3 separate regions of the Mus musculus genome follow, and regions 1 and 3 are each linked to region 2. Evidence: chromatin loops called from intact Hi-C (ENCODE). Cell type or tissue: left cerebral cortex. All regions are shown on one strand.

Evidence for each region. Hi-C counts contacts between places; a loop is a spot of excess contacts. Peaks named below come from ENCODE experiments on the same cell type or tissue, not always from the same donor. Only the 100,000 strongest peaks of a DNase experiment are listed, where the experiment ranks them.
Region 1: a loop joins it to region 2, with 2.8 times the contacts of the local background. A loop is called at or near these places in 2 of 42 quality-filtered maps.
Region 3: it touches region 2 in a loop (2.6-fold over the local background); 2 of 42 quality-filtered maps call a loop at or near these places.

Annotation. Positions count from the first base shown.
Region 1 is chr8:86,324,579-86,332,578 of GRCm38, forward strand. No RefSeq gene overlaps it. Among named protein-coding and RNA genes, the nearest start is that of Gm33687, 49 kb to the left of the region's middle. In left cerebral cortex, a CTCF peak has its summit at 4,224; DNase peaks (open chromatin) are centred at 173, 749, 2,540, 3,707 and 2 more places; H3K27ac peaks cover 1,652 bases.
Region 2 is chr8:86,200,352-86,208,351 of GRCm38, forward strand. The region is part of intron 3 of Gm33632 (a long non-coding RNA gene); the gene reads left to right. Gm33577 (a long non-coding RNA gene) reads right to left here. Exons shown (of 4, transcript XR_879041.1): 4 at 7,670-8,000. Among named protein-coding and RNA genes, the nearest start is that of Gm33577, 6.9 kb to the right of the region's middle. In left cerebral cortex, a CTCF peak has its summit at 4,723; DNase peaks (open chromatin) are centred at 1,660, 2,790 and 7,467; H3K27ac peaks cover 1,882 bases.
Region 3 is chr8:86,022,735-86,030,734 of GRCm38, forward strand. It overlaps Phkb (phosphorylase kinase beta), which reads left to right. Exons shown (of 32, transcript NM_199446.2): 24 at 4-85; 25 at 1,547-1,604; 26 at 3,723-3,813; 27 at 6,748-6,950. Among named protein-coding and RNA genes, the nearest start is that of Gm33632, 130 kb to the right of the region's middle. In left cerebral cortex, no CTCF peak of the experiment used is centred here; DNase peaks (open chromatin) are centred at 3,041 and 6,084; H3K27ac peaks cover 1,610 bases.

The sequences.
Region 1 (8,000 bases), 120 kb after region 2:
CTCCATTTTCTTTTTCCTCAGCAGGCCTCCACATCTCTCAGCTGTCTGTGTCGGATTTTGTGTCTGTTTGCATTTCAGAGAGCCTTCTAGCTTGGTGCCTGCCACCTTCTGCTGAACTATTATTCATCCAAGGAGGCTAACATCTTTGCATCCATCTATGGATGTGTGATTCTTGCTTTGCACAGGGATGCCCACCCCCGGAGGTAGCACTGAGGTATTGATTTCTTCTCCTAGTCATTTAACATTCCCACAAACGCTCTGAAAGAGCAATTTACAAATGATTGCGAAAGTGCTTTGGAGAATCTGAGAATGTGTTTGACTGACAATTCTGCATCTTCCACCAGGGCTTGAGTCACATGCACATTCTCTCCTGAGGAGGTTTTGAACTCCCACTGAAAATCCTGTTTGCCAGGCAACCACATCCCTGCCTGTGTAGACTGCATGGCTCCTTTTCTGACCTCTCTCTGGAGGTGGCTGGAAATGATTTTTGCCAGAGCCTTGCTCCAGGTTAGCCCCACTCCTGGAGAAGAGACTGGCTAAGCCACCACCCTGAAGCCAGCACCGGGTGCTTATTTGTAGGTCATCAACACAGTGGGCAGACTCGGCTCTCCTGACTCTACCTGCCAGGCCCAGCGATTCATGAGCCTTCTAGGGCAGAAGCCAGGAGGCTCGGAGCAAAGCTGCCATCAGACTGTGTATTTCAAGGTTATTTATTAGTTCTTTGCTTGCAAGCCTAGCCAGCTCTCCACCAGGCAATTTGCTGTATGCAGCCTGCCACTGAGGTGCAATTTGGAGACGCAGAGACGCAGAGACGTCTGAGTGATTTTCCATTCTCTGGTGACAGTGTTATCATGGTGAAGAGAGAGGAGGGCAGCTTGCTGTGTTAATGACTGTTTCCCATTTTCAGAGGTTCTGGGGGCCCCAGGGTGCACAGCACGGGACCGTTGCCAGGTTCCAGGGAACTCTCCTAGGGTCCCCCTTCGGAGGAAGCAACCCTAATGGTTTTCTTTGCAAATCCTTCTTCCCACTCCTCACCTGTCAGTGTTGCAGAGCACTGTTAGACTGGGTATTGACAAACTCTGCAGAGTGTAAGATCTCCCTAGTCAACACTGCAGGATGGAGAGGTGAGAACAGCATCTGTTCAGATGATCCCTAAAGTCTCTGCCTGCCACCCATGGTCCCTATTTCCAGTGCCCAGGTCAAACTAGTCCCATTCATGTCTCCTGAACTCTTCTTTCTATCCTTTTTGGGACCCTAAGAAACTTCCTAGCCCAGGATACCCCTCCTTTGCCTTTTGCTGTAGAAGTGGTGCTAAGGCTCAAACCTAACTCACTGTCCATTTTGGAAAGTGTTTGAACACAGAGCCATACCCACAGTCTTTGAAAATTCTTTGTTTTAAGGACAGACCCCAGAATGACTGTGTAGCCAATGTGTCCAAATTCCTGGTCCTACTCTCTCTACCTCTCAAGTACTAAGATGACAGACATATGTCATCGTGCCCAGACAGCCCAAGGTTTTATGAAGCAGGACCTCTCGCTGTAGCACAAACTTGCCTCAAACTCACTATCCTCTGGTCTTAGCCTCAAAGTTCTGAGAGATTCTAGGTGCATGCTAATAGCCATGTGTGTCTCTTCTTCCTCTTTGTGATGTGTCCTCAGAGGAACTCTGGTTTCTAACCCAGCCTAGAAGCCCTCAGAATACCCATTTGCTTCCTTCATAGCTTTCTGGTGCTCCAGGTTTGTAAAAGTGTCTTGTTCCCCCAGCGACTTCACAAGCCTGTGAGGTTCCTAGGCAGGTAGGGTTACCTCTGACACAATGCGTCTGTCTGCAGGGGCTGTGTTTTGTTCATTCTGACTGTAAGCGACTGTCCCAGGGGCTGGGATGGGCTGCACACATGTGCTCACTTGAAGATGATCTTTCTTTCTCCAGGTCACCCCAGAAAGCGTGGGAAGGGGTGCTGCTCCACATGAGTCTGTAAACTTAGGAAGGAGAAAGAACACAGTCTCTTTACAGGTTTTCTTCTTGGCATGGTGTGTGTGTGTGTGTGTGTGTGTGTGTGTGTGTGTGTGTGTGTGTGTGTGTAGCCATTAGGAATCAGCACAGAACTCAGCTGAATTTTAATGGTTGCCATTTCCATAGGTCCTCAGACTGAAGAACAAGCTGATTGTTCAGAGATGAAGTGTGGAAATGGCAACACTGAAGATAATTTAAAATAGCAAACTGGGTAAAATCTGAAGTTCTGAAAAGCAGTCATTCCCCCCCCTGAGAAGAATGTTACTAAAAACACAGACCTAAACGTCTTAACTTTTTAAATTTTTTTTTTTTGATTGTAAGAATCCTTTGACTCTCAATGTCTTCTCCTATCTGATCCTAACACCAGGCATTCTGGGAGCCTGGAAGGGTTTGAGCTGCATCTAATGTATTCATTTAGAAGGCAGGCATTGGGCATCAGACACAAGCTTAGGAGTGTGAGGGTGTTTCAGAGTCACATAAGGCCCAGACTGTGTCCTCAGACAGTGTGGGACTGTGTGAAAGGTTGCATTTGGAATCCTGTCCAAGTTGGATTTACAATCTGTTTGTGGAGATTGCTCCATAAATGTGGGCAGGAAGTTTAATGTCTCCAAGTCCCAGTTCCTATATGAGCAACCAAGGTCAATGTTGCTCATCTCTTAAGGTCCTTTTGAGGATCAAACAAGATGCAGCCATCCACCGAGTGAATTAGATCATGACAGGCCTCCACTCAAAACACTACAAAGGACTGCTAGGAGTCTTAGTCGTTTTCTATTGCTGTGCTAAAACATCATGACCAAGGCAACTTATTTTTAAAAAGCATTTGTTTGGGGCTTATTATTTCAGAGGGTTAGAATCCAGGACCATTACTATGGGAGATAGCAGCAGGCTGGCAGACATGGCACTAGAGCAGTAGGTAAGAGCTCACATCTTGAACCACATCATAAGGCAGAAAGAGAGAAAAAGAGATTGGGAATGGCCAGAGTCTTTTGAGACCTCAAAGCCTGGCCTCCTCTAATAGGATATACTTCTTAATTCTTCCCAAGCAGTTCTATAAACTGGGGACCAAACATTTAATCTATGAGCCTTTGGTGGCGGTGGGGGCTTCTGTAGGAAATGGGGTAGGAGTGGATAGGCTCATTCAAGCCACTAGGAAATTCAGAAGGGGTTTAAGTCTTTAGTAGAGACTTGGCGTCTTGCCTCTGTCTACGTCTCTGCCCACTCCTGTGTCTCACAGAGCTTATGTGTCCCTGTTCTCCAGCCCTTGCCCTTGTGCCTTGTCACCAAAGGCCTATCCACTCTGATAGGAATACTTCCTCCAATGTGTCTCTAGCCTTAAGGTCACACCATTCCGTTTCAGGTTCACTTCCCAAGGAACCTTTTTCCCCCCCGCAAGCCTGAACTATCACCCAGCATTCTAATTTATTTAACCTAAATGGTGTCTCTTTCTGACTTTAATTGCCACCCTGTGTTCTGTGACATGTTCACTTGCTTCCAGTCTGTCTCTTCTTTTGAAATGGGAAATCTCTGATGGCAAATATGCTTTCTTCACGGATGTCTTCCCAGCTGGCCCTCAAATAATTAATGAATACCTTACGAGAGTTTCTCTACCCAGTGCTTGGCACACAGTACTGTCTCAATAAACAGCAATTCTTCCTCCAACCTTCTTGGCAAGGAGACTGAGCTGAAGATAAGACAGTCTGAGGGTGGTGGCCGCTGTTAGGGAAGCTGCCACCTCTTCTCTCCCTCCCTCCTTCTCTTCCCTCCTCATCCCTCTTCCTCCTTCCTCCTTTTCCCTCCTCCTCTTCTTCTAGCTCCTTGGATCTTTATACACCCCAATAACTATATTCTGCAGAGCCTAACAAAGTAAATTCTCATTTTATATTTTAATCAATTTGTTCCACATAAAGTATGTCTAGGGCGATAAGAGCAAGTGTTAGGAAAAAAAAAAACACTAGACAATTCACAGAATTTGCCCACCAGTTCCTGTCTTCTAGCACGGTTTGACTTGAGAAAAAGAGCCAAGGAGAGAGAAAAGACCACACCGACTCTGCAGGGGTGAGCATCAGGATTAATTAGAGAAGCTTCCCTAATGACCCTTGCTATTGAAAAATGCATGAATGGAAACCATTTCTGCCCTCTGCTTTGTGAATGAACGGAATAGAGGAGTTTGTGGGAACGAAGCCATCCCCCACGGTGCAATGCTCCATCCACACCTCCTGGGTGACTCATGCGCTTGTGGAGCTTGTGGAGCCCAGACTGTGTGGCCTCGGCAGTGGGAAAAGGAGGAGGAGGAGGCAGTGGGAAAGACACATTGGCAGGTGCTCTGCAAGTGTGTTAGCAGATCCTGAGCCACTGGGACCCAGGGGGCTCACGGGAGGTTTGTGAGGGAGGGGGATGCCTGAGCCTAGCTAGAGCTAAGCTGATGAGATTAACTAGGTCAAGGGTGTGTGGAGAGGATGGTGTAGAAGGAGAAGTTTCCTAGGCAGAGGGGTGGGCATCATGGAAAGCTGAATCTGCAGTCTGTGATCTATTTCTACCACTGTAGATATGTGTCTTTTTCTGTGTCTCAGGTTCTTCAGGTTTAATAAGCTCTGGATTAAATGTTTGTTCCAAAACTTCCATCAGAATAAGAATTCTGTTGGCTCATATGAAGTCATCTTTGCCTCTCACCCCTACTAGGTCCTTTTGGCCCCTAAGTTCACTCATATTTTCCATTTCGTTTCTTTCTCTACACCCTCCTCCAAACACAGCTCCTTCTTTGTTTTCTTATAAGTCACCAAGGCTAATAACTAAAAGCTTATTTAGTGCCTCTGGGGATATCTGTTGGGACAGAAGAAATGACAAATTGCTACACTAGCATTGGCTCCTAAATTTAAATACAGTAGAAATGTTTGAGATGGAATAATGCAGACGTTAAATACCAAGATTGCCCAAGAGATTTTGAATTCTGTAGAGCTAACATTTTGGTAAAGAGAATACTTTTAAACTTATTGCATAGTCATTTTAATTAATCACCATGACTGTGCTATCACTAACAGGCACAGAACACCAGGCTGCCCAAACCATGCCACGCTGGTGTCTGTTTACTTTGAGCTAAAGACAAATGAGAAGAGTATATGGAAGACAGGTTCCTGCTTCCCTTTCTGCTCCTAATCTGGGTATGAGTTTCCCTTGGTGAAGATACCCATGCTGCCTCAGTCCTCACCACGAAGGGAGATAACTCTATCCCTGATGAGTCTGCATAGATAACCCTTACTTACTAAGATAATCCTTATCTTTCATTAATTTCCTGTATAGACTCACTTCCCTACAATTTACCAAACCTAAAATCCCAAACACTGCTCTTTTGTCTTGTCATTTCTTCACAAACTATTGCTGGTTTATGAACTCTCAGGCCTAACTCTCTTTGGGGCCTACCTCCTTTCCTGTGGAACTCCTAGGCATATACAGAAATTGAAATACTACATCATTTTGTGTGTCCCTTTCCACCATCAATCTGCCTTCTGTCAGCCTGGCCTGTTACCTACCCTACATCATCGATGGAAAAACCTGTTCAGATCCCATGAGTGGCACACTTGTATGTTACGCCGCAGGACTCACAGCACAAATAATAACATCAACACTTTGAATGAAAAGAGGGTGGCTCTGAGGATCCAAGGAGACACAGAGCAAGAACCTACTTGGGTCACTGGTAGCTCCAGAGTTTGTGCACAGCCCCCTCCCCCACCACAGGTGTGCATGCACACAGACACACACAAACACAGACAGACAGATGCACACACATACACACTGGCTGACCCCAGAGCTGCTATCCTGTCACCCTGTGTCCTTGTTACAGTAGTTTTTCCTCTGAGCTTTGACTTCTCCATTCCCTTCACCATCTTTTCTGACGTGGCCACTAGCTTCAGTTCTTCCCCTGCAGCTGACGTCATCACTAGACAAGGGAAGAGAACGCAGGAGAACAGTTGGCTTCATGGAAGATACTCTGAATTAATTCAGTGACTAGAAATGTCTTCAACTCAGGGGCAGAAGAACGGGTAGCTGGGTGTCATAGACAAGAGAGTCAGTTTGGAGTGCTTGACGACAGGACTGCAGAAAGAATACAATAAAATTCAGAGCTGCAGAGAAGAAAAAAAATCTCCTATTTTACCTGAGCCACATTTATATGCCCGAGGAGTTTTGACATGGAGAACATTGGATTGTTAAATATTAACCCAAACTAACCGACAACCTAAATGTTGCCTTCATCCTCCATGTCTGTCTCTGGTGATACAAAATTCACCCCCCCCCCGTCCCCATTCTCTGAGTTATACTGATATTTGTATTTGGCTCTAGGATAATTTACTTTATAGCCTCTGAAAGGTTTGATGAAGATAGGCTGGTGAACACTTTGGGGGTGGGTGGGGGAGGGGAGTGCAAGGAATGCCTAGGTATTTTGTTTTCTTAGAGAACGGAGTCTGAAGTCCCTCTCTCTTCATGACCTTGGCCCTTAGAAGAAGTAAGGTATGCACAGAGCCTGCCTCAAGAACATGGTTGTTGCTTTCAAGGTTTCAGGGCTGGCTCTCCTGAAGAAGGAAACAACGGGCTGTATTACGTCCCCTAAAGTCCTACAAGACAAAAGATGCAATGGGAACCACTGGAAGGACATTTGCTCAAGACAGTGAAATCTGGTTGAATCGTGGCATGAGGGTGGCTAGAAGTTTCCAACTGTGAGACGGGGGCACTGTGATTAAATTGTGGAGATTTGGGAGCCTTTCCTGGTCCCCAGTGCAAACATACCAATAGTCTCCACCACATTCACACAGCATCATAGAAAAACAGACATAGCACACCCTGAATTCAGTGTCCCCTCAAGATGCGACTTTATTATAAGCCGGTCATTGTTTGTTCTCCATGTCATACAGGAATGCTTAAAAGTATCCCCAAACAAAGATCTCTTGCTGACACTTTAAAAGACATGCCAAATAAAGTAGCAGGGTATCAAGAGCCCTTCAAACAGTGCCTGCACTTCAAGAGCCCGAGTGTACACACTCATTTGAAGTACATTCGAGAAAATAATTTACTCCCAGTCTGTTTTGAATAATTGTACACAGATAGCTCATAAGCATAATAAATCTTTAGCAAGACCTCGTTCTTGCACGACACTCATGAAAGCCTCAATCTGAAGATTACACTTAATAGAATTGCCTGTCAATCCCCATCATAATCGATGGGGGCAGATGGCTCTTTGATTGTGCTTTTTATATGCAAGAAAGCTCCATACCTCTCTTGCTTTCCAGTCAGCCTCCTGGCAGCTCACATTGTGATCAGGGGCTTTCTTTATGGAGAACTGTTTTCTTTAAACACCAGATTTTATGTATCATTATAAATAGATGTGTTCAGAGAGCAGTTTTTCATCTATAATTTGTTCATCTGCCATGTTAGCATTTGAAATGAAGCTCATTGGGAGCTTGGAGTGCAGATGCTGACAGAGAGGAACATGGACCTAGGCTAGAGGAGGCTGGAGCCATCAGGACTCACAGGAACAAGAGCTTACCAGGGAAGTGCCCAGGCCCTCGCCTTTCTCTTGAGACACAGGGTAGAGTGCTGGCATGTACTTCTTCCTAGTGGGGGCTGGGTTTTCCCTCAGTGATTGGTTGGTCCTTTAATTCATCCGGATCCATCCTATCTCGTGTAAATGGTATACAACGAGCATAAAGAGCTCAGCTACAATCCTCACTCGTGAAGGGCACTGGGCTGAGAGGCGGAGTGGAGATGCTGATCATGTTCTGAGCACGCGCACAACTATAACTCCTTTCATAAGCAGATCCAGTACACACTACCTGCACATCTTGTGCAACACTGTAGCCAAACCATGCTTTGGAACCAGGTAAGACTTGAACTCTTTACTCTAAAAGGGAGCATAAGGTTATGGCAAAGAGGTTCATTCCCCGGGTCTGCCTAGAATGGGTTTAAGATCCACTCCTCGGCTATGTGCTGCCTAACTT
Region 2 (8,000 bases):
AAGAAGTGTTTCTATTCTTAGTTGAGCTGGGGAGATAAAATCTGTTTATTTCAGATCAGTGAGAAGCTGCAGTTTGGGAGAAGCAGGTTAAGTATGCTGGAGATATATTTTAAAGATTTATTTACCATATATATGTGTGTGTGTGTGTGTTGTCTTCATGTATATATTATACTATAATACTATATTCTAATATGCTATATTAGAATACAAATTCTAATACTATATACTAATTCTACATATATTATATGCTATATATGTTCTTGGTGCCCAAGGAGTTTAGAAGGTATTGGATTCCCTGGAACTGGAGTTAAGATGGCTGTGAGCCACCATGTTGTTGCTGGGAACCCAGTCCAGGTCCTCTGTAGGCACAAGTATTCTTAACTTCTGACACATCTCTCCAGCCCCATAGGCCAGGGTCGTAGTTGCTCATTTGAGACAGTGAAGGCTGAAAGGGTCAAGTGTACAACACTGAGGAGTTTGTCCCCAGTGGTTCCTTCCTGGCAACCCCCTGCCTTGCTTTGAAGAGGTGTGTGTCTGTGGTGCCCCACTGGGGGGTGAGCATAACCTACAGAAAGGGTGGTGAAGCTTCATTAGAAGGTGAGGGCTTCCTAACTTTCTCTCCTCTTTAGAGTCTCATGCTGGTCTATTGTCTCCAGCACATTCAGGGACCTTGCCTCTTGGTCCCAACACAACACCTTCTCTTGATAGAACCTAGTGGGGAAACCCCCACTCAATTCTCGATTCGGCGGGCACCCAAAGAATCACGACATGCATCCCACACAGGAGATAACGGATGTCAGCCACGAGACTCGAAAGCTAGGGGTTTTTATGGGGTAAGGGACTTAGGGGTGTGGAACTCAGCATAGCAACACACTATTGGGTTATTCAAACATCAGCAGAAAAATTACATGTACATGCAGGGTGTCAGAGTTCTGTGAGTTGTTGACTCAGTTCAGATAGCCCTGTTATGTCCTCACATTCCTCTTTATCTTTAAGGTTAAGCTGTTCCCAGGAATGTTTTAACTACGGGGCATACCTGGGTTTGTTTTTCTTTTTTCTCAGCCCCAAGCAGCCTCTAGGCTCACAAACAACCAGCAATTTCTGAGTACTTTATATGACTTACAGGTCTTGAAATTTCATCTTTCTTTCACTCTCTAGCATTTTCTTCACCTTCTATGTCTTTACACACACTCCTCTTCACATTGTAGAACGTTTTCCAGGTTCCTCAACTCATTATTTTATGGATTTGGTTTGTTAAGTTTATGGATTCACTCCTCAGGCAGACACTGTAATCAAGTCAAGACTGACTGTTAGAAGTCCTGACTGCCCTCTAAGCAGCTATATACAATATGCTGTGCTCTAAGTCAAGGAGGGCAACCTTAGATCTCTTCCAAACTGCAGAATAGTTGCCATTTTGCCAAGTCCTCTAAGAATTAGATGTGGATTCCAGCTCACCTTGCCAACTAAAACAGCATAAGATTTTACCAAAAAGCCACATTTTTTTTTCATTTTGGTAGAGAGTCACACAGACATTTAAAAGTGCTTAGAGACTGGGGTGGAGTAGGATGTCTACCCTCCCTGTTATATTTAGCAGAAGAACATTTCTTTGCCAAAGTCTGTTTCCAAAATCTCATCACTTTCGGAGAAAGTGAAACCCTGCCCCCAGAAGCAGCCTGTGGACGTTACTGCTCTCTGACTCATCCTCAAAGCTGGAACACCTAGATGGGCAGACTCAGTGTTACGATCCTGAATTAAGTCCCAGCGTGCTCCTACAGCATGGTGCAGCAGGAACTCACAGGCATGACTTAGATACATTTCAATAATTTCCAACTATGGGAATGCTTGTTTCATGTTCTTTTATTACCAACTTCTAAGAATGGAAGCTGGCCAAGACTGCACTATTAGCAGGCAGGGAGTAAGGTCTCAGAGTCTGAATTTAGCAGCGCTTGGCTCCATGGCTGACACTCTCTCCTCACTCTTTTCCATCACTGACCTTGGAAACTTTATTCGCCCTTGAGCACCCATGTGTTCCTGCTGTGTAAAATGCTTCTGCCTGGGTTCAGAGCCCCGGGCAGATGCCCAGCACTTTCACTGTCAACTGAGAGGGAATGAGAGAAAAGGTTATAATCAGCACATTCCAATGAAGATGCTACCGATGTTGAAAATGTTTGCATTTTAAAAGAAGAACCTGAAGAGTTTCACGTAAATTTCTAAGTAGGTCAGTCAACAGATCAGAAATAATATGTAAATATATGTATTTGTATATATACTTATATATGACATATATGATATATATATGCACACATATATGCATATATACATATATGTGTAACATGATCACACACACACACACACACACACACACACACACACATTTGATCATATTATTCCCCAGTTGGCTTCTCATTACACATTATATAAGTTGAGGTTCTTACACCGTGCCCCAGGGCTTACCAGCACCCAGGCAGATAGTCACCAAAGTCAAGGGCTCTATCACACTCCACTCTCTACTTTCATCAACATTTTATTGCTGTTCTGTTGTTCATTGTCTCTTCTACTAGGATGTTAACTCCACTGGTGGAGTGGAGGTGTTTTGTCTGCCTTAGCCACTTCCTATGCTGCACTCTGGTTCTATACCATTGTATCCACTAACGATTGTAAAGTGGGTGTTGTCAAAGGAGAAAGGTCTTAGTCTTTGTGAAAACAGGGTGAAGAGGAGGGAACTCAGGCTAGGGAACAGCTCTGGAGGCAAATTACCTCGTCCCTTCGCTCCTGCTTCTCACCCTTTGCTGGAGCTGTGTCTGAGGGCTGAGATGCTGTGTCTGCTCTCAGCAAGGGTGCTTGGAGGAGAGGGCTCAGTAAGCTGCTCTGCCAATCCTCGTGGCTGTGCTGTACTGCAGGACTCTGTTTGGGTCATGCACTTATGAAGCAATGGACTGATTGTGGTGAGGAGCTAGCAAAATCAGGAAGAAAGATCTCCTCACTACTGTTGAAAATATGAGTTGCTACATGCAGCTACTCCCACTAGTGGCTCAGCCTCCTGTGCCCCCTGCGCCCCAAGCTCATGCGCAATGCGCAGTGTCAGTACAGGCTGCCTACTCGAACCCACCGCAGCTAGAAGGAGCAGGTACTCACGGAAGTAACTGCCTGGACTCACTCTCCAGTCACTTTAACAAAATGCATCCTTGCGTTAATTGATGTACTTCTTCAGAGCTGCTTTTAACTCTCTTCCCTCCTATTTGGCTTTGTTGAGATGAGTTTTCCTATTCAACTGAGCAACCTGCTGTTACCATTGCTGAGACCAGGTTTTTCTTTTTCTTCTTTTCTTTTTACAAGCAATTGAGCAGAAATAACGGTTCCACAGCCTTCCTCTTCTTTGATGCCACGGGGAGATTTATTGACTTCAAAACTCTTTTCACGCATTTCTTATCCCTTTTCCTCAGAGTTTCACAGACTACATAAGGAAGCTGTTCTCTCTCCCCTCACTTTATAGATTAAAAAATTCTTGGCTCAAACTGAAGAAAAAAAAAAGGCTTTCCTCTTATGAGAATTTTTCTCCTTTCCTTGAATGCCTCTTAGCGAAAGTTTTTTACACATGCAAACAAAGTTAAACAATGAAAGGAAAGAAATGACTCTGTGAGTTCACAATATTTATAGCTACTATTCATGTTTCTGCAAACACCTCTTGATAAGAAGATACATAATATGAATGCATAATACATGTGTTTACAGCCTTTTGTCCCAAAGATTATTAGGCATATTTTCCTGTTAATAAATATACTTCTCATATATATATATTTCAAAACAGGTCTAGGATACAGTTTAAGGTTTGTACCATGATTTATGATGAATTTTCTGTCGGTCATTTAGATAATTTCTAGAGTCTTTGTGATTAAAACCAATATTGTGGTGAGAATGCCTGCAGCTGAATCAGGTACACATTCTCCTTTATTTATTCCAGTCCATTCTTGGAGTTAGAATTGCTGGCTCACACATTTAAGGTCTTTTGATCCATGATGCTAAATAGACAGTTTGTATTCCCACTAGCAGCCCCCTTTCATCTGTATTCTTCTACTCTGGATATTATCATTTTACAGCTTTTTTTTCTTTCATTTTATGGGTAAGCCTGGTATCCTGTTGTTTAATGTACCTTTCATGCATGAATGCTTAGGTTGGGTATCTTTTTATTTTTGGCCCCTGGAATTTTGCCTTTCCCCTCGTGTCCTTGCCTATTTTTCTGGCTGAGAATCAAGACCTCAATATGAACCCCTACTGTTTCCCCTCAGGCCACCAGTGTTGTCATTTCTGCTTGTGACAGTCAATGCTTGAGATGCTCTGTTGCGTCACAGCCTCCTGCTCACTCCGACCACATCTGAGAACTAGCCGGGACAAATCCTGGAGTCCATACTGTAGAGGGAGTTGAGGCATGTTGAGATGGAGGGACTTGCTGTGGACAGATCCCTAAGCCATGACCATTTTGTACAATGCTCCCTCAGGAGTCTTCTAGGAAAACAATCTAATAAGCTAATCACACTGATGTTTAATGACTCTCATAACTTATTATCTTTGCCAGAGTTATTTGCATTTAAATAGAGAAACCTGAGGCAATCGTTACTTAATGTGCCCTGTCAAGCCAGGGAAAAGAACTATTTTAGGGCCTGGAGTCTTCCTGCACGTTAAATCACACCATGGAAGCCTACCTGCTCCACCTATGGGTGGTCCTGGCACTTCTCAACCTGGGTTGATATGAACATGCACACTATAAAACAAGAGGGAATCAGACATTGTCCCCTTCTGGGTTTTTCTCTACTTTTCTCATTTTTTTTGTCTTCTCTGCTTAGAAATGTGTTTTTCTATTTCCTTCACAGAATTAGTAGAAGCCACTATTCCCTTTTCCCCAATGCTAGTGATTTACCAGGCACCACGGCATTTCTCAGAAGTGTGCTCTAAACTTACAGAAGAACAATAGTTGGTGAGCTGGAAAGCCCCATAGCTTCTCCCTGAACTTGTGCTTCAATCGAGTTACGGCTCCCCACAGACCTTATATGTAGATCTACCATGGCCCCAGATTGGAGTGTCTCTGTGATAGAGGTACAGACCTGAGTCTCAAGGTACTCACTGAGATCTCTAAGCCCCCCATGTCCCGTGACAAAGAATTGGACAGGACTAGAAACAGAAATAGAAACAGGCTATTAAGAAAGAGAAGAAGCACTTCAGGAATGGGAGTGGGCTTGTGGGCTGGATGAGTGGGCTTGTGGGCTGGGGAGTGGGCTTGTGGGCTGGGGAGTGGGCTTGTGGGATGGGGAGTGGGCTTGTGGGATGGGGAGTGGGCTTGTGGGATGGGGAGTGGGCTTGTGGGATGGGGAGTGGGCTTGTGGGATGGGGAGTGGGCTTGTGGGATGGATGAGTGGGCTTGTGGGCTGGGGAGTGGGTTTGTGGGATGGGGGAGTGGGTTTGTGAACATGTACACAAAATACCCTGGGCAGAATGTCAGCACATGGCACGTTTTCACCACCTGCTCTTTTTTTTTTTGTTGTTGCATGTAGTCCAGGTGGAGAAAGATTTCTAGTCTTTCTTTGACAACTAGCTTCTTTCTTTTTAAAAACAATTGGTTGCACATTTATTCTTTCATTTGTGTGCATGTGTATACATGCACACATGTGCGCACACACACATATACCACATCAAACACTGCAGGACATCTCTCCTTCCACCTTGTGGATCAGACTTGGCAGTATTTTAAACTCACTGAACCATTTCCCTGGCCCTCAATACCTTCTTTCATATACTAGTCTTGGTATGTCTCTTTCTGGTCCCTACTTTCTGACTACAACTGCTCCCTAAAAGCTGCAGTCCTGAAAGTCATTTTTGGAGAAGAGGAGGAGAGGAGGAGAGTGGTCGATCTTTTATAACTTCCAAGCTGATGAGGCTGTAACCTCACAGAAGAACCATATTTTGTAACTTGTTTGGGGCAATTGATCAACCCTAAAACAATAGAGTTCATAAATTCATTATCACGCACAAACCACAAACAAACAAACAAACAAACAAACAAACAACAAATACATAGTCTAACCTTACTAGGAAAAAGTGTCATCATGAAGGGGATAGCTTTTATCATTAAAAAAATACAAAATGCTTAGATAAATAGGTACTTTGTTAGAACAAAATGTACTTCTTCAAATTTATTCAATCAGAATTTGTGTAGGACAACATCATGGTTTTTAAATACTTGTAGTTTCAAAAATGCTTCTTCCTTTAAAGGTGTGTGTGTGTGTGTGTGTGTGTGTGTGTGTGTGTGTGTGTGTGTTGCTAGAGATTGGACCTAGGAGTTCTTGCATCACTGGTGCAATAATTCTTTCTTTATTGAATTTTTGTCATTCTTAAAAGCACAGAGCATATTCATCAAGAAACCTAGGAGATTGTGCAATCCAGGATCAAGTCAAGCCCAGCCCTGTAACTTTCAATAACCTCTCATTACCTAGCACCAGTAGTAACATCAGTGGTGGTCATGGAGGGAGCTTTGCTTTGGAGCAGAAACACTCCAAACCTCAAGATGGTACAAAGTGGGGGAGGGGGGCCTCATAAATAAAGATGGAATAGTTATCATGTCTTAAGAACACAATAGCAACTTTATATTTACAGATTTTCTTCCAAGTAATAAGCAAAGTACCACGTTTTCTCTTCTTTGCATAGATTCTTTCCACATAGTATAACTATCAAGTACAACTATATTATTTTCTCTCTCTAATTCTTTATATTAGGAGTACTGTGTTTCCCAGTGCATGTACATTAGACACTAGGATAATGGAGGAAATATGGCTTTTTTGGGGAGCATGGCAGACATTTTTCTCTATGTTGACTCTCCTCTGTGTGGAATGTACACATGATCTTCCTGGCCATTAGAACAAGTGACTCAGCAGAGGAGTTATAGGACCACTTGGGAGTCTCTCATCATTCCCGAGTCCCATAGGACATAGCAGAGCTAGGGACAAGGGGCAAAAGTATTTCTGTCTTTTAGCCCCCTATGTCCTCATTAATATTAGCCTCTAAGTACAGTTACCAAACCCAGAAGGTCAGCTATGCTAGTATTGAAGAAGAGCTTGGGTGTAAGATACATCTATTTTATTTTTGTCTCTTGCAAATCAGATCTATCTAGGAGAAAATATTGAAGTTTAAATTGTCAGTTACTGGTCATTATTTTTTAAAGCAGTTTACTTAAGATACTTGGTGGCACATTACAAGGCCAAGTTATTTTTTTTTAATTTGGGCATTTAATTTGATCTGATTAAAGGGAATACATTTGTGAAACAAATTAAAAGGAATAAAAAGAGGGTAACAATTAGAAGCTCAGAAGATGGAAGTCACCTTAGTAATTAGAGCTAAGTTTTTCGTGGCTGGGAAGCCGCATGAGCATGCGCTGCTCAGTTCTAGAGTTATTCTCCCTGGCGAGAACAAAAGCCCAAAAGCTTGCTGGGAACTGGGGCAGCATGCTGAACCCAACGCTACAGTTAGCTTAGCCAAGGGGGACTTATTTTGCTGAGAGGCAAATGTAGGGCACACAAGGAGACTTGAATGGTGGGGGTTAAGATTTAAGAAAACAAACAAACAGCAACAGAAAGAAAACAACAAAAAGTATGATTGCCTTTTTAGATAGGTCTTGTCTGTTTATTTGTTTTTGTAAGAATCTGGGGTGGTCAGGAAGAAATCCAAAAAGAAAGAGCCACTTATTTTTGCCACAGTGTTAAAGGTTCATGGCTGCAGAAGAATCTGCAAGACCCAGTTGGTATATTATGTAAATTAACTGTCTTAAAACCACAAGGTGACATCGTGGGGTGTGATCTACTAGTCTGATATAGGAGATGTATTGACGTCATCACAAGCAGATGGGGACACACATGAAAACATATATATCGTGTCTTAAATAGCTAAGTTCCAAACATAGGTGAAAAAAAATGATCTGTCTTAGTTTCTGTTCTGTTGCTGTGAGGAGACCCCAT
Region 3 (8,000 bases), 180 kb before region 2:
CAGGACTGCGGTTGTCTGGCTGGTCAAACCATCCTGCTGGGTATACTGCTCAAAAGAGAGGGCCCTAACTTTATCACAATGGAAGGTAAGAGTAAATGAGCAGGGGGCATATCTATAAAAGGGGCTCTGTAATGTGAATATCTATCAGTCATACATAACAGTGCCCACTGCTCTGAGTTATTTCATCTTCTATTAAATCTCCCACCCTCTCACATGGAAAGCCTCCTTCACCCTTGCCCTCAGGCAGTGCCTTGCTTCTCTGCTCAGCATAGAGCCTGGATTCCGCCTGGGACCCTGAACTTCTGTTCACTCCTTAGTTGCTTGTTGACATTTCTGTTTCCTGCTTTATTTCCTGTAATTTCTCAAGAATAGTATTGAATAGTTATATTTATGGAAACTGGCTTCTTGATGGTTTGTGGTAGTCGTTTGGAACAGAATTTTGCTCTGAAAGTGATCTATAAAAGTAAATCATTTCTAAGTGTGTCTGTGGCCACACTGCCCTGTGGAGGAGACCTGGTGATCCTTGAAATCCACATTTGTATGCAGTCGTTGCTGTGGGGAATCCTTAAGTTCTACATCATGACCTTTTTCTGGCATTTTATAGTACAGAAGAATATAGGATATGTTGAAACATATATTTCCAGTCATCGGACTTTTTGGATTATCTCAAACCCCTGTCTAGCAGTACATGCTGATTTGGTTAAAGTGGAGATGCACTAACCACTGGCATTCCAACAGTGCTGACTCAAAGCAGAAATGCTCTGCACCGAGCTGCATCTCCACCCGCGCTATTGCTCTTTATTTTGAAGTGTTCTTACTAAGTTGCCCTCACTCTCCTCTGACCCTCTCTGGCCCAGGCAAGCTCTGCATTTGCAGCACTCCCACCTCAGCCTGCTCCGTAGCCTGGAATACAGCATGTACCAACAGGCCCAGCTTTTGCAGGCATCTATGGGACCAGGGTATCATTTAATCTAAATTAAGACTGTAAAAATAAGTGAGGAGAAAAATGTAAAGATCTTTTTCCTTATCCTTGCTAACTTTTGGCACTCAATTATATCACACTGTTTCTTACTGACAAAACCAGCAAGAGTGCAGAGCACGTGTGAGACATGGCCAAAGTGTGAATGCTAGGGCTGTGCTAACCAGAGTATTAGAATGATCATAGCCTCACACACTTACCAGAGACGTAGGGACTTCCATTTAAAAAGTAGGCTTTTACTCAGTTGACTAATTTTAATGTGTTCTGTTTCATGTTGAAAGGTAAAATAATACTTTTATTTGCTTAAAAACTTACAAAAAGTTACATATCAGTTAAAAAATAGAATTTTGGTGCTCGCTTCAGCAGCACATATATTAAAAAAATTAGAATTTTGAAAACTGTACCATGTAGCAAAGGTGCTGGGAACACACAATCTCATTTGGGTTGCAGATTTAAACTGGTCGGTTCAATACAAGGATGTTTTCTCTTGTTTTTGAAGAGGAAATAAATGTTGTACATTTAATTAAAAACTTTCTTCAGTGAAGACTTTTCTTATTCTCTGTCTAGGAACTGTGTCTGATCACATTGAGAGAGTGTATAGAAGAGCTGGCAGCAAAAAGCTTTGGTTTGTATTAGTTTCCTTGTCACGTTATAGTTGTCGTACTGTTGTATTCAGTAGCTTAAAGACAACATTTGATTCTTACAGATGTTACTCATCATCATTTTGACATTGAAACTCTAAAGTTATGGCACCCTGACTTCATACTTTTGAAGAGTATTCGTATGTCACAGGAGACTAAAGAAAAATAACTAGAAACAAAAGCCTCCCCCAGGATTGAGCCTAGAAAGCCCCCACTGGGGTGACAGCATCATGATTCAGCTTTTCTGCATCACCCATCACTTCATCTTGTTTAGAAAACCTTTTGAAGGCCCTAAAAGACCATTTGATTGTAAGCAGAAATAATGAAAGGCAATTATCTCATCACTTAAGTTGAAGGAGCCATGAGTAAAGCTATTTACAGTCACAGTGAGGAGAGTATGCCCAAATATACAGCTCTGCATTTTGACGGAATTACGTCTCAAGTAGTTTCTTATGAGGCCCAATCTCCGTAAACCTCATGTTTCTATTCTCTGAAATAAGGGACTGGACAAATTTTCTAAATAGTGCTTCATCTCTACTTTATGACAAATATACTCTCGCTGCCCAGAGAAACAATGACCATCCAGTTCACATATCTCAAATTTCCACTGTAAGTTCTCAGTACAGTAATCAGTAGATGTTCTTATAGGCAGTGTGTTTTGCTGTACCTATAGTATTGTTTAGGCTAAGCAAAACCAATTCTTGCTTCTGCATAATACTTATGACTTTGATAAAGCACTAAGTTGCAAACATTTAGAAATGCTGACTGTTATATTTAAACAAATAGAACCCTGGAAGCTTAATTTATTCTATTCTCCCTTTTATGGCTTTCCACTGCCCCCAGGCTGGCTGTGCGGTACGGGGCTGCATTTACCCAGAAATTTTCCTCCTCTATAGCCCCGCACATTACCACCTTTCTGGTACATGGGAAACAGGTAACATGCACAGAGTTTGGGAAACTCCAGTTGCTTGATATGTGTGGGTTTATCTGTGTTCCAAGGGTTATATGCATCTTTTGGTGTTCAGATAAAAGTGTCTCTCTAGAACTGGGAAGTATTTGTTTCACTAACTCGGTCAGCTACTGGCTTGATTGTCTACTAGTCCTTTCATGTTGTAATTAAGAAATATAAATGCTTGTTATAGGCCAATTTCTGTGGTTATGCTGAAATTTTAAAAAATGGTACTTTCAAACCTACATTTTGATTTTATTCTCTCTAAATGTTCACATAAATTTTTACTTTTGAGGGGAAATGTCTTATATATTGCATGTGGTGTAATTTGGGGGGTATAAATCTGTTCTTTCTACATTCTAAGACTTTTTCAGAAATGTAAAAATAGAAGTGTGAATTCCTTCCCCCAACATTCTGTCTTTATCAAGAAAGAAAGTGAGGGTAATTCATTTCTGAAACTCAGTAGAGTTCCCTAATCCAGGCATCCAATTATTCAGGACCAAAAGAAACATAACTCAAGGCTTCAGAGAGATGGCCCAGTTAAGAGCACACACTGCTCTTCCAGAGGACCGAGGTTTGGTTCCTCACATCTAGCAGCTAAGAACTGCTGATAACTCTGGCTCCAGTCTGCACAGGCACCTGCACTCACATGCTTATACACACACACACACACACACACACACACACACACATTCACCTATACACAGTCACTCACACATGTAGTTAAAAAATAATATTGTACAGAGAAGCATAGTATAAATTGATATGGGAATCAGTCATCAGTCACAGGCACATGATCCTTTTTATGTGTTTTTTAATATGAAGCAGAGTACCCTCTTAATTCCTTCCTCTCCCATCCCAATTAAAAGAGTAGCTAGAGACTCTGCTTTTTCTTTCCCTTATTTTTTTGAAATTGATCTTGGCATCACTGATGCCCTTTGCCACAGTTTGGTGGCTGAGGTGAGTGTGAGACATGACTTTCCCTAATTATAGATGGTCTTCTTTCAAGGGTCAGGTCTAATGGCAGTTCACTGCTTCTCTCTATCATGGGAGGACCTGACTGCATACATTGTACGGTTCCCCATCAAGGGCACCATTTATTCACCGTCTTTCTGTTTGTGAAGATCTGGCCTGCTTTCTTCTTTGCCCTCAGGTCGGTTGTACGCCGTGCAGCAAGTCTTTTAAATAAAGTAGTGGACAGCCTGGCCCCATCCATTACTAATGTTTTAGTGCAGGGCAAACAGGTAAGTATCTGCTTTTCACACTCACAGACACAACAATTTCTAGTTAGGACACTTACATCTGGTATAGGTCGGTGTCATAGACTGCCCACAAAGAGATTACCAGTGAGTGGTTTGGGAATTTCTTCAAAAGTCTCTTTCCTCCTGCAAAAACAATAGCGTGTACAGTCTGAGAGCTGCAGAGTACTTAGTGGGCCATCTCACTTTTGTCCTATACCCTGGGACTATAACTTCAGTCCCCAAGTTTGCTTGAGTTCAGTGCAGATTCTAGTGTAGAAAATGCACCTTCTGGGGCATTCAGACAGCTTTGTGATGGGCAGAGAAAAGCTAGGTCCATAGCAGAGAACACATTAAGCTTCCACTCCACCTGATTGCTCCCTTACCACTCCTAAGAAACTCATTAATGTTCAGGAAGAGGCAGAATCGACATGCCTGCCCTGCTCCTCCATTCCTCACCCTTCAGGCCATCTCTTCCCAGAGCTGCTTCCTACCCACCCGGTCAATCTGCCACTCCTGCTCACAGGGCCATCTACAGTTCATATTCTCATTCTCTCCCTCTCCCCTCTCCCCTCTCCCTCTCCCTCTCCCTCTCCATCTCCATCTCCCTCTCCCTCCCTTTCTCCTCTGTTCTCTCTCCTGTCTCCCCCCTTCTCTCCCTTTCCTTTCCTTTCCTTTCCTCAGTCCCTATCTTTCCTCTTTCCTTCCCTCCTTCCCTCGTGTCTCTCTCCTCTGTTCTCTCTCTCTTTCCCTTTCTCACTTTTCTCTCTCCCTCCTTCCCTCCAGCCCTCATTCCCCCCCCCGCCCTCCCTCCCTCTTTCTTCCTTTCTTCCCCCATTCCTTCTTCCCTCCCTCCTTTCCTCTTTGTCTTTTCTGCTCTCCTCCCTCTCCAGTCCTGTGTCTCTTTCTACAATCCTTGATGGTAAATGGGTTGGGTTGAGCTGTGCATGTGGTGTTGGCTGCTGCTGCTCATTTTCTGTAATCTCTAATCATGTAGCTGATTTATTGTTTGATTACAGTGAAAAAAATCTAGTTGCTTTCTGTCTCTCCTTTGGAATGTATGTGTTTATTGTGTGTTCCTGACAGCTAATCTAGGAATATAGTAAGCTTTAATAATAATGAAGTTTTCTAACTTCCTCAATACCATCAACTAATTGCTCATATTTCAGGGATCTTAATTAAGATTAAAATAATTTCATTCAGATATCTAGCTTTGGGAATGTTAGAATAATGTTATTTACCTTCTCCTATGATGTTGTTTAACAATTTAAAATAATTATACCCATAAGAAGTTACTAAGAAAAAGTTACTTTCTATGAAGTTTCTCCATGCTCCATATTAGGAGGTAAACGTCAAACCACTGTCAATGGTTTAGTAAATCAAGGGACAGGAAGTCATTTGCCCTGTACCCTTTATTACCAGAATCTTTATCTGTGCCAGAGTCTTTCACAGCCATTACCACTGTGAAAGTTAGCCAGGCTTTGGGAAACATGTTTCTCCGTGCATTTAGTCCCCAAAGCACTGAAGTATAGCTGATTCCACTACCTCTGGTCATAGGTTTTAGAGCTTGAGGGTCACTGGCCTGACACTAGGAATGTGGGCTTGAATTTGTCTTATCCATTCTGAACAATATCCATAGGCTGTAGCCACCCTGCTCCCACACTCTAGAAGCCTTAGAGCCTGCCCTCCAGCTATGGCTGGACTGTTATCCATCAGGCCAGTACATTTCCCAGGGAAACATTCCCTGACTGCAAAGGATAAGGAAACCAGATGCCAATGGTTCAGCCTAATGACCGAAGGCAGGAGTTTCTTCATCCACTGGTTCCTATCCCTTCACAGACCAAGAAATGGAAATAGATCAAAGTGTGCATTTACTATTTCAGAAGATCTGTTCCAGCCTGAAGTGGTGTGATTTGCTCAGACTTGTAAATTCTCTCAAGCTTTTGGATAAAAGTAGTTTATTTGCTATTATCTCCAGGAGCTAATTATGTACCTTCTGTTTTCTGTTGAGACACACACACACACACACACACACACACACACACACACTGTAGCCCAGGCTGGCCAAGACTCCTAATCCTCCTGCCTCAGCTTCCAACACAGTTCTTACTCTGAGCCCTTCCAGAACTGGAAAGGCTGTTTAAGTTCTTAGCCCTCATCTCTGGGAAAGCACGTCTTTGAGGTGCTGTTTTTCCTGCCTCGAACAGTTATGAGCTGCATCCAAAAGAGATAGGAAGTGTTGATGAGGAGGAAGCAAGAGCAGCAGGCACTCTGAGAAGCAGCTGGCCAAGCAGGGAGGAGAGCCTAAACCTTCTCTTGCCAGCTCTGTCAGCACTTCCTGCTTTGTTTTCTGAGCTCTTTCCTTTCGCAGGCTTGTGGGCAGCCAGCCGTCCCATTCATTCTATAGGTGAGCCATCCAATGCCATGGATCACAACCCTCCATGTATACCTAACATGATCAGGATAAGTGGGGGCTACACAGGAACTACATGGCCTTCCTCCTGACTTTGGAAGGGTTACAGTGTTATTCAAGAGCAGACGGTTCTACTCGAAAAACTGTAAAAATAGATCTCCCAAATGCTGAACTGTGTAGTAAAATACAGTCACTGAATGTGTTCTGGTTCCCCTGGGACTTTCTAGTACTAACCCCCTTCCCTCCAAATTAATAGTTATTTATGTCTACTCACCTTCACTTCCCTGAGACCCTCACCAGCCCTTACATTTTAGACCAGACTCAACCATCATGGACCCCAGTGGGAGTCATACTTTGAAAGCCATTTTAATAAATATCAGGAACAATTATTCTGACTAACTCCCTAGCTTACATAGAGCAATTTCAGCCTGCCAGTCATCCTGAGCCTTGATTTTTATTTTTTTTATTTTTTATTTTTTTGTAACTCAGAATTTTTTTTTTTAACAGTAAAATTCTGGTACTTATAGGTAACTCTAGGTGCCTTTGGACATGAAGAGGAGGTCATCTCTAACCCACTGTCTCCAAGAGTGATTAAGAACATAATCTATTATAAGTGCAATACCCACGATGAGAGGGAGGCAGTCATTCAGCAAGAACTGGTCATCCACATCGGCTGGATCATCTCCAACAGCCCTGAGTTGTTCAGCGGCATGCTGAAAATACGCATTGGGTAAGTGCTCTGTGTGCATAGGGATGTGGTCAAGTGGTCCTCAGTAGGGATCTCCTTCACGGGTAAAGCCACGTCTGCGTGTTCAGGGAGCTGTGCCTCTTTCTTCCATGCTGTGGTGCTTCCACCTCTGCTGGTGTGAAGAAATGAAGGCCAGTGGCCAAAAAGCAGCCATACCTGTATTCACTTCCCAAGTGAGGCATAGCAGAAAAATCAAAATTCTTAAAAATAAAATGGGTGAGCCATGAAAAAAAAATTTCAGGGAACACAATTCAATTAGAAATTGACATTTTAAGAATATTCTACATCTGTTTTGTACCAAAATCTAGTTTTGAATTGTCACTCTTCTAGGTTTGGGCAAGAAATTGAAAGGTGCCAGTTGTCCAAACATCCCTAACCAAGGGTTTCATGGAGAAGGACGAGGAGTGTGACAAGCTCTGTGGTGCTGCTCCTTAGTGTTCTTTCGCCCTGGGTGGCTCAGTACTCCAAGTGAGAAGGGAATACTTCAAAGGCTAGGGCAACCCAGAAAGCATATTACAAGTGGCATATAAATATGCCCTAATCCAAAACACTCTGGTTGACTTCTGAGCATAAAGAGTAACAAACTGTTGGGAAGAATATACAGTTATTATTTGTTGAATATACAGTTATTATTTGTTTGCTGCAGATGCATGGGTGTGTAATTATGAATAAATACAGTTTCTACTCTACTTGCTGATGGATGAATGATTAAAAAAACTTTACAGTTTCTCATATCAATTCCTCCTAGATTTAAGCAATTTTTTTTTTACCTTTAGAGAGAGTGTGTGTAACTGGAAACTTGCAAGTGGGAGGGCACTGCAGAAGCAATGCTTGGAGACCTAGTGCAGGCGAGGTAACAGAAGGCATTGCTGACACTGTTGCATTATAGCACACGTGTAGAGGTCAAAGGACAACTAGGGGAATAATTTCCCCATTCCACCCTGTGGGTCTCAGATTGAGCTGAAGTTGTCAGGCATGATGGCAAGTGCCTTTATTAATATATGTTCATTTGTTGATTTCCAACTTTTTAAT